2 separate regions of the Homo sapiens genome follow, and region 1 is linked to region 2. A link is an interaction called in ENCODE POLR2A ChIA-PET data of the cell type or tissue named here. Cell type or tissue: MCF 10A. All regions are shown on one strand. Links, peaks and the distances in the headings refer to the core of each region. The heading gives the core; the rest is flanking DNA.

Evidence for each region. Peaks named below come from ENCODE experiments on the same cell type or tissue, not always from the same donor. Only the 100,000 strongest peaks of a DNase experiment are listed, where the experiment ranks them.
Region 1: POLR2A ChIA-PET joins it to region 2 with 5 read pairs; 2 of 35 experiments call an interaction of 5 or more read pairs at or near these places.

Annotation. Positions count from the first base shown.
Region 1 is chr15:94,152,031-94,157,420 of GRCh38, reverse strand. No RefSeq gene overlaps it. Among named protein-coding and RNA genes, the nearest start is that of LINC01581, 47 kb to the right of the region's middle. In MCF 10A, for the core only: a CTCF peak has its summit at 2,932; no DNase peak of the experiment used is centred there.
Region 2 is chr15:93,893,622-93,899,011 of GRCh38, reverse strand. LINC01579 (long intergenic non-protein coding RNA 1579) reads left to right here. Exons shown (of 4, transcript NR_138083.1): 4 at 2,583-2,953. Among named protein-coding and RNA genes, the nearest start is that of LINC01579, 4.3 kb to the left of the region's middle. In MCF 10A, for the core only: no CTCF peak of the experiment used is centred there; a DNase peak (open chromatin) is centred at 2,411.

The DNA.
Region 1 (5,390 bases), core at 115-5,114, 260 kb before region 2:
CTATTTCTTTGCCTCCTGCTTTTAGCCTAATTGGTATTTTAGTGAGCCCTCTTTACTACCTGATTGGTCAGATGTGAGCTGAGTTACAAGCCCCGTGTTTAAAAGTGGGTGCAGTCACCTTCCGCAGCTAGGCTTAGGAAATCTTAGTCGGCCTAGGAAATCCAGCTAGTCCTGTCTCTCAGCACTATAGTTAGACTTTCAACAAAAATAAATATATAGTGTGTATGAAGATGTTAAGTACAATGGAAAAAAATTAAAGAGGGAGTATGTGTATGTTGGGACAATTGCAATTAACTAGGGTTGAAAACTACGGTGTGAATATCACAGTAATCAAATGGACTTTGGTTAGGCAATGCATTCAGAAATGGAATGGGCATACATTTGCACCCCTCGTCCTTTTCTGTCTTACATGATCTCTCTACTACTTAGTAAATTTTCATTGCCTCTCAGGTGTCTGGAGTTAGGGGAGGCACCTCTCCATCACTATATAAACTGGCACGTACAATGTCTGGTCATTGTTTAGAAGGTCCACAATTCTAATCGATTAAAGAATACATGAACAAAAACTCAGCAATCAAATATTAATACCTATTTCCTAGATGCCCAGATATGCACTTGCAGGGTTGTAATCTCAATAGACTAACACAATTAGGGAAAGTCTCCCATGGCAATAACCTGATTGCATAGGAGACCGCACATGGCTTCATGCCATACCCAAAGAACCCCAGAGAAATCCAGGGAAGGGCTGAAATGCAAGGTAGTGCAAGCCAAATTCAAACTTCAGAGTTCTTGAGTGGGAGAGAAGTTGAGACACGTTCTCAAATAAAACGAAATAGAACAAGAGGAACTGTTCTCCCCAAACAGAATAGACAATATGACAAATGAGGCCCTCACATTCAGCAGTTGCTCTTGGAATTTATTTAATTTGAGTAAAATGTCATTAACTTTTACTGTTGCTTTCTTGAGCGAACATTTTGCCTAGCTCAAACAATACATGTACACAAAGCCTCAAAGAAATTTTTGTCAATGAAAAATTGTCTTGCATATCAAGGTCATGTTGAGAATTCCAGGAATAAATGTTTAAATGAGGTAAAATAGTCTTTTCAAAAGCAAAGGGTGAATACAAATAGATCATGCAATGTAAACAAAATGGTGAAATTCTGAAGGGAAAGAAGACAAAAAAAATTGTCTTCTCTATCAAGGTCATGTTGAGAATTCCAGGAGTAAATGTTTAAATGAGGTAAAATAATCTTTTCAAAAGCAAAGGGTGAATACAAATAGAGAGTTTTGTAGTTGGAATTTAACAGATTGCTTTTTGTAATGGGCTTCTTTGTGATTTAGTATTTTGAGTTCACGGCTAACTTATTAAAACTTATAAGTGAAAATGTCCACAATAATTCTATGCTGTTTAGATAGCAATGATAAGAGTTTAAATGGGGACTGTTTTCATTTCCAGTTTTTTGACTACCAGTCAAGTGGACACTTCATCAAAGTCGACCTGAACAACTAAAAATAACTTAAGATAGTTGTCCCATCAAATATACCTATTGGTAGGTATGTTCTTTTACCCAATTAGGATGTCACAATCTTCTTTGATCTCTACAATGATCACGCAATATAAACAAAATGGTGAGCTTCGGAAGGGAAAGTGATTTGTCTTGCCTAAAAGGCAAGTTCATGGAATTGTCATCTATTTAACAAAGAAAATGCTGGGATCAGGGCCGAGGTCTGCTGGTTGCTTGCTTTTTATCTGTATGGGCAGAAGGCTCTATTCTATCAACTGATGCCACTGCTCCCAAGAACAGAGATGCAAAATGTTATATGTCCACGTTGAATCTGTACTAAAATAAGAGGAAAAGGGGTAATGTCATGAGTTGTACTTAAAGCTAACATTCACTTTTTAAAAAAACGGTCCCTTATTCTGAGATTTGTATCATGTAATTAATAGTCAATGGTGGATTTTACATGAGTGTACTTGACACAGTTTGAATCTGCAGTTTATTTTATTTTTTAAATTATCTAAAAAATGTATTTTACTGATTGAAATGCAAAATTTTGGTACAACTGACCTAAAAATGTTTATATGATTATTTGTTCTCTTCTCAAGACACTACACTGGACTTTCACTATGAATTATCTAAATTTTGCAGAATGCACAAAAATTTTTTTTCACAGAATGAAAAAATCAAGTAACACATCAAGAACTCCAGTTGTATCCCTGTGTCAATCAGAGGTCAAAAGAGTTTGGTTTACTGTCATTGATAGGAGCGTTTTTCCTCTGTGTGTGGTTATAGGGCAAGCTTGAAATTCGCAACTTGGCAGACAAAGTAAAAGATCTGTGGGGAAATGGTGAGAAATTTGTCATTGCTCAAATCTGGTGCTCAGCCTTGAGCTGAGTTTAATATTAATCTTGATAGAGGAATTTTGTACTGGGACAGAGAATCAGAGAAATGCACCTAGAATTTATTGAGCATGTGGTAAAAATCCATTTTTGTAGGGCTATTTTTCTTCTGCAATAAATGATTAGGAGAGGAAAAGAGGAAAAGCTTAAAATTGGTGTCAAGCTCTTTATTTCATCCATTTGGGATTAGCTGGAAGATAAATATGTTTGTTTATAATGTATCACTTCCGATGAAGTTGAAAAGATGGAGGGGAGAAAAATATCAACCAGGCAGGGGCTTGGGACGATCTAGCTAAAGTCCTTACAGTAGAATTTGTCAAGTAGTAATGGACTATCAATGAGTTTTTATTGACTGAATCTGATACAAAAACTGAGTACAGTACTTAACCAATTCTATGAGGAAATAAATGTTACAAAATGAGAATGTATTACTCTTCCCTGCCTAAGATTTACAGATAAACACATTTTTCTTTTCTGTTAACAAAGCATATAATAACCTAACACATTGATCATTGTCAAATTTGGGAGCCTGTATTAAATTGCAATTGCACAATTAGGCCAGTAGAGCTACGTATCCCTGTTTCCACATTAAAGTGAGGCAACTTGTGTTCATGCCATCCTCAGTTTTTAAAGACAGAGGTGTCAATATAGTTTCTCAAAAATTGTCCATTATTCAACCAAGCACGGGGTTGAATCAAGAGTTGTAATTTGACACAAGATGGCGGCCTTAATGATATTCCTTTTTCAACCTCATTTCTAATTCTCCTCAGGATGCTCCCCTTCATGTTGTTAGTTGGGGTGTCTAGTGCTTATCTCTTTACTTTGCACATGTTAAATGGCTGCTTGTCTCAGATAAAACTATGCATTCCATCTTGGTAAACTTCTAACAAAGAATTTATAAGAGAAAAGGAAAGTACTACACTGTAAAATATGTGTGTGTGTGGTTTTGTGCAGTTGTAGGTGTTATGGATGTATTTCTGGTAATATTTCTCACCCACCTAAAAATTTCAGTTTATGATTGATATGGTTTGGCTATGTCCCCACCCAAATCTCATCTTGAATTGTAACTCCCATAATTCCCACGTGTCGTGGGAGGGACCTGGTGGGAGGTAATTGAATCATGGGGGCAGGTCTTTCCCATGCTGTTCTCGTGATAGTAAGTCTCAGGAGACCTGATGGTTTTCTAGAGGGGAACTCTCATTTATAAAGGGGAGTTGATAGTTCCCCTAAACAAATTGTTTCCCTCTGCCATGTAAGACATCTCTTTGCTCTTCCTTCATCTTCTGTCATGATCGTGAGGCCTCCCCAGGCATGTGGAGCTGTGAGTTCATTAAACTTCTTTCCTTTGTAAATTACCCAGTCTCAGGTATGTCTTTATTAGCAGCGTGAAAATGGACTAATACAATGATACACCAGTAGACCAGATATATGACATTATAAATGATGTCAGCTAATTTTACCTTCTGGTAGTACTCATAGTAGTAATTTTTTTTACCACTACTAGTAGAAATTTTTTACTACTATTTTTTGCTATCTCCATGGGGACTTTTTTTTATAACCATGGTTACCTTCTTGCAGTATTCATAGTGGGAAAGACTTGAAATTTGCTATCTCCATGAGGTCATTTATTATAACCATGGTTTTCTTCATATGACTGCTTTTTGTTTGCATAAATGTTATTATCAACTCTTTATTTTGATAATCTGTCCTGTATAGTATCTATAACAGAGTGTTTTGCATCATTTAAGCATCCGGACTTTGAACTGATCGTGGCTAGATGGTTTTCCACCACCTCCCAATGGTTTAATTTTCCATTTGGTTCTAAGTATTGTTTCCAGATTGACCAGAGGATTGTCTTAAAGGGGAAGATGTTATATGTTTCACCATCATGCTTCAAACCAAAGTCTTTGGAAGTTTGAAGAACCATTTAGAAAACTGTTGTCAGCTGAGGTTTACATTAAGTAAGTCTATAACTTTAAGGACTCAGACTGTTAACACATTTATTTACTTCTACTCTTCCAGGCTAAGTCAGAGTAGCCTGAATGGTACCTAATTACAAGATCGCTGAGTTGGCATGCAATAGGCTGGGTAACTGAACAAAGCAGTTCGTTGTTAGTACACTGACATCCTTGGGAGCTATGGTTAAAGTCCATGGAATTGGTGGACTCCTTCCTAAGCATCCAACTAGTCAAATCAAAACACGATCAATATCCTGTAGAGAGTAATATACGCTACAGACATTCCCAGGAGTGTTAGTGTCCAGCGGAGTCTAGACTATAGGGGCCCCTATTTTTTAAAACCAAGAGTTCCTTTTTAATGTAAAATGTTTCAAATGATTGAAGCTATTGTTTGTTAAGAAGTTTATCAGTTTCTAAGATAATATGTTTTTCTAGTTCTAAAATTAAAAAAATTTCATTCAGTGGAAACAAGTTGGAAAACACGCTGCAGGATATTGTCCAGGAGAACTTCCCCAATCTAGCAAGGCAGGCCAACATTCAAATTCAGGAAATACAGAGAATGCCACAAAGATACTCCTCAAGAAGAGCAACTCCAAGACACATAATTGTCAGATTCACCAAAGTTGAAATGAAGGAAAAAATGTTAAGGGCAGCCAGAGAGAAAGGTCGGGTTACCCACAAAGGGAAGCCCATCAGACTAACAGCTGATATCTCAGAAGAAACTCTACAAGCCAGAAGAGAGTGGGGGCCAATATTCAACTTTCTTAAAGAAAAGAATTTTCAACCCAGAATTTCATATCCAGCCAAACTAAGCTTCAGAAGTGGAAAAATAAAATCCTTTACAGACAAGCAAATGCTGAGAGATTTTGTCACCACCAGGCTTGCCCTAAAAGAGCACCTGAAGGAAGCACTAAACATGGAAAGGAACAACCAGTACCAGCCACTGCAAAAACATGCCAAATTGTAGAGACCATCGAGGCTAGGAAGAAACTGCATTAACTAACGAGCAAAATTACCAGCTAACCTCATAA
Region 2 (5,390 bases), core at 319-5,318:
TTGCACTCCATCCTGGGTGACACAGTGAGACTCTGTCTCAAAAACAAACAAACAAACAAACAAAAAGGAGTAGAGATGGCTGTGCTGGCCACACTCTGCCTCCATCCACCTTTCCTGACACTCTACTCCATGCTGGCCACTTGGCATGTTTGACTTTCCATCACTGACTGCCCTGAGCTAACCTACTTTTTTTGTCTGTTATTTTCCATATGAGCAAATCCCTAACAAAATCTTAAATTTTTATGAGGGGATGTAGGAGGGGTATTATCTATGGATGTTAATGGTATTTTTCATAGATGCCATCTTTTCTAATTTAAAAATTAAGGCATAATATTCAGAGTAGGAAATCTGTAATACATGAAGTTATAAAAAGTGATCCTTTATGTAATCACACATAATCCTTCTACCTCTAGGACATCATGGTACATACATGTTGATGTCTATCCTTTTAGTTTTATACACACAATTTTTTGTCAATTGTTTATTTTTATTTAGCAAAATAGTGTGACCATCTCAAAAAATACTCATTCTTCAAAAGTGTACCTTTTCCAATAGTGCCCAGTGAAACCTTTTATATATATATTTACAAAATTCATACTGAATACTGTAATTATTTCCTTGTTTTCAGGCAAAACCCTTTTTACTATTTTTATTACTTATTGATACATAATATTTGCACATATTTATGGGGGACATGAGAAATTTTGGTACACATATAGAATGTGTAATGACCAAGTCAGGGTATTTAAGATATCCATCACCTGGAATATTTACCATTTCTTTGTGTTGAGAACATTTCATATCTTTTCTTCTAGCTATTTTGAAATATACAACATATTGTTAACTACAGTTAACCTTCTGCGCCGTCAAGCACTAGAATTTATTCCTTCTGCCTAACAGTGTACTTTTAAATGGATGCATAGATCATAATTTACCCTCATTTTTGGTCACTGAGAGTATATGTAGAGTGTATACTTATTTAGGACAGAGTGAGGATTAGGGTTAGTAAAGCCCTCTGCCTTCCCTAGTTCTTCATTATCCCGTTTGTACACAAGCATTAGTACATAATGCTTTTCTGTGTCTCACCTCTAGCTTTCAAAACTTTGTATGGCAAAGCAAAACCCATCCTTGTGTTTATTCCCAGAACTTGCTTCCTAACAGGTATCTGGGGATGTTCCAATGTCCCCTTACCCCGTCTCCAGGACCTTCCTATTCCCAACTGCCTTTCTCTGATCTTCTCTAGTAGTGATATTTGTATGCTGGGAACTGTACTAAAGGTTTTCTGTAAGATATATTATCTTTTTTTGTTTTTAATTCTCACAGCTCTGAGAGACAATTATTATGCTTACATTCTCCCATGCCTTCCCCTCTCACCCCTAACCTTAGAGGATATACTAATTTGCATACTGGTTTAGAGAGAAGCAGAGGGCCATCTGTTTGAGTCTAAGCTAGGAAACTTTTTGCCTTTGAAGACTTTCACTGAATGTGCTAAGAAGAGAAACCCCTCTGCAGACACACACAGACGTTCTGCAGTTTCCCAATCTCTGGTGCAGTTCTGGCCTTTTGGGGCTTTAAGGGCTTTGGCTAAGGTAAGAAGAATCTGTCATTTCTTCCCAAGGCTCAGAATGGGCAATTATAATTGTTCTTGACAAGTTTAAACAGGCCAAAGGAGCTTTTCTCAGATTTGGGGAATTCCTAAATGATTTTTTAATACAAATCTTTTTTTTTTAATGATAGAACATTATACTCACAGTTCTTGTTTTTTAGGGCTCTGTTTGCATTGGGTATTTTTCCTATTTTGAATATCCAAAGCTGGAAAGTTTGAGGTTTGTTTTCTGCCAGGGCACTCTGAGTAGAACTTGAAAGTTTGGCTTGAGAGACCTAACATAGCTTTGATAGTGTTCACCCAGTTATTCTATAAACGAATATTTCAAAAAGAGGATTTCGAGATCCCTCAAATGTCGAGTCACCAGATAAAATACATGATGCCCAGTACGATTTGAATTACAGATAAACAACAAATAATTTTTAGTATTAATGTAAGTATGACTCATGTCAATTGGGATATACTTATGCTAGAAAATTGTTGTTTATCTATATTTTTTATTTGCTAAATTCTGCAAACTTATCCAAGTGTTTATAATTAACTACGCTGGTGAAAACACCAAATAATGAATGTGTCCTAATATTTCCTGAGGACTATATTAATATAATTTCATGTAATCTTTCTAACAATACTATGATACACACATAATCAATTCTATGTAACAGAAAAGAGAATTGAGCTTCAGGGAGTTTTAAAATTTGGCCCAAATCACACTATTGGTGAGTGGCAGATCTGTGAGTTAAAGACAGGTCATCTGATTGCAAAACCCACCTTCATTCCAACTCGCCTAAGGTGTTTAAAATGTGTTAGGAACACTGAGCAGCCCTTGCTTCCCCATGAAGCAAGCAAATACCTAGAAAGCTGACCTGAAGTGCCTGGGGCCCACATTTCAGGTTCACAGTGTAATTATAGTGCTTGGCATTCAGTGCAGACACACACATCATCATTCTAATTAAGCAACTGTCTTAATTATCAGGTTCTCCAGGGAGGCTGCTCTGCCAAGTCTGGTATTTCATGAATAGATCTGAAAACAGACATTATCTCTTCTCCCAGTGAAGAGAGAGCGATGAAGCCTCAGGACAAAAGGAGGCAGTGGGATGATGCCACCAAGGGACCATTCTGAAGAGCCATCAGCAAAAAGCAGCCACACCTGCTTATGTGGCTCTGGGACAAATGATCTGAGCCGTGACGTGGAACTTAGATGCAGTAAAGTCCATTGTATTGAGCCTTCTCTGGCACTCCTCCCAAAACAGAGAGACAACAGTTCTGTTATGTTTTGTTTGGTTTGGTCTCCCTCAACTCATCAATGAGCCTTTTTAAAAAGAATAATTCGGTACTTTCTTTAAAGGTGGTAGAATTGGCTCTTACTCTAGTCTGTTTTCTCCTTCCTAAGGGAGGAGCATCCTTCTTGTTAACACAGAACCCCAAACTATCTGATCAGAAAGAAAATAATTCAATCTGCTGTTTGAATTGACTTCCAGCAGCGTCTTAAATTTTAATTGGCCCCCGGCCTAAAACAACCTCAAACTGTATGTCTTCCATACTCCTCTCACCACCACCATCACCACTGCCCCTACAACCACTCTAAGCATAGTACATATGGTGAACATACCATGATATTGAATGCTATTCTCACTCTGCCTTCTCTTAATCTGATCTTACTCAGGTTCTGACAGTTGACGCTGAAAACATTTTTTGTTGTTGTTGTGGTTGAGACAGAGTTTCGCACTTGTTGCCCAGGCTGGAGTACAGTGGTGCGATCTCGGCTCACTGCAACCTCCGCCTCCCGGGTTCAAGTGATTCTCCTGCCTCAGCTCCCCAAGTAGCTGGGATTACAGGCATGTGCCACCATGCCTGACTAAGTTTGTATTTTTAGTAGAGACGGGGTTTCTCCATGTTGGTCAGGCTGATCTCGAACTCCCGACCTCAGGTGATCCGCCTGCCTCGGCCTCCCAAAGTGCTGGGATTACTGGTGTGAGCCACCATGCCCGGCCATGACACTGAAAACATTTTAAAGGAGAAACAGATTACCAATTATCCATAAAGATGAGAATTATCTGGCAACATTTTGGTTAGATGAAAACTGTGACTAGAGAGCTAACAAAAACAAACACAATGAGCACTAGATATCTGCCAGGCATTGTTCACAGCCCCTTTTTTGGTCTCATCTGATCCTTGCTGTAGATCAGGAATCAACAAACTAAGCTTTCACCACTTGTCAGGGGTAAAGCCATGTCAGTCTGAGTCCCAATGCCACACTGTTAGCCACTCTCCCACACCACCTGCTCCAACTATTTGAAGAAGGAGAATGTTTTTCCAGTTAATAAAGTTAATAGTTAAAAACTGAAGGATGCTCTTTGTTTTTTAACTTTTATTATTAACCAAAACTTGAAAATATATATCCTCCCCCAGTGATACCTCTATTTAGAATATTAGAATGGATATTTGGTACTTAGCCTTCTATTTTCCTGGATGAGTAATATTTTGAGGCCTGTGCAGTTGTTTAAGATACAGATCATTCTGTCTCATACCAAGAGGGAGTTTCCATGCTCTTCTGTGTTGGGCTGGCCTTGTAAGTTTATTTTAATATGGTATTAGCATCCATCGTCACCACTAATTGCTGTTTACTAAGGAATCACACAGTGCCTGCCGTGTACATCAGAAACACACTTGACTGAGCTTACTCTTCACTAGGAAGCAGGAGGCAAAAATATGAATTAGCTTCTTTTTATGCATGTGAAGATGCTTGTCTGTCTTTACTACTTCCCAGGAATACTGCCAGTGAGGAATGCTCTGGAATTCTAATCTATTAGTACTGAATAACATAATAAAACTGACATGAATACAAATGACAAGGTGTAGTTTACACATCCTGGTATTAATCTCAAGAGCCTGAGCACTCACATGAAAGCAAAGGATTAACCACTTCTCCTTTGGGGATCTTGTTCCGTCACTCTCTGTGCAAACATTCACCTGTAGAAAAATGAGATTTGGAATTAGGCTTTAGGAGTCACTGGAGGGTGATCAGTAGAGAACAAAATGCCTTCCCTTGAGAAAGTCCTGGAAGCTCCTAGCTCAATCTCTGCTCTTGATCACCTTGCTCTCTTGGTTGGTTGGTTGCTCGCTTTCCCCCTTAATAATTCTGAGGCTCTGACTTTTTCACATTGCACATGTTTATCTTGCAAAAAAATGCATGCATATCTGTACTTATAAAACACATTTATTGGGGAGTTGTCATCTATTTAGTAGAATAATTAATTTTTCTAAACACCCTGACTGAATTCTTTTGAGGCATGAAAAAGAGTATCAGACTCAATATGGGGAAATAAAGATCTTTGGCTCAAAGATCTTTGGCTACTTCTCAGGGATTCTGAGGCTTCTTTTCATGAACTTGTGATACCATGCATGACGCATAGAAGTTTACACATCCACAGCAGGCAGACACCATCCTGCTCCATCCTTCCATGACAATCGTGATGTAGTCGAAACTTACAGAGGACTTACTGTGGCTAGGCATTTGTTAAGGAATTTGCTCAGATCATCGCCAGTGGGACCACAGATGGCCTCTGAGGTGCCTCAGAAACATAACCAGCCTCTCTTAGGCACTGGCATGATAACTCATTTCTGTTTGATTGTGCTGTATGTAACATAAGCATTAGGAAGTTGGGAAAAATATACTTAATTTATTTGTCCCAGAGAAGTGAAGAAATTCATAAGATTATGGTCTCCAGAGCCAGAAGACTTGGGTTCAAATTTCAATGTGAGCAATTACTAGCTGGGTGAC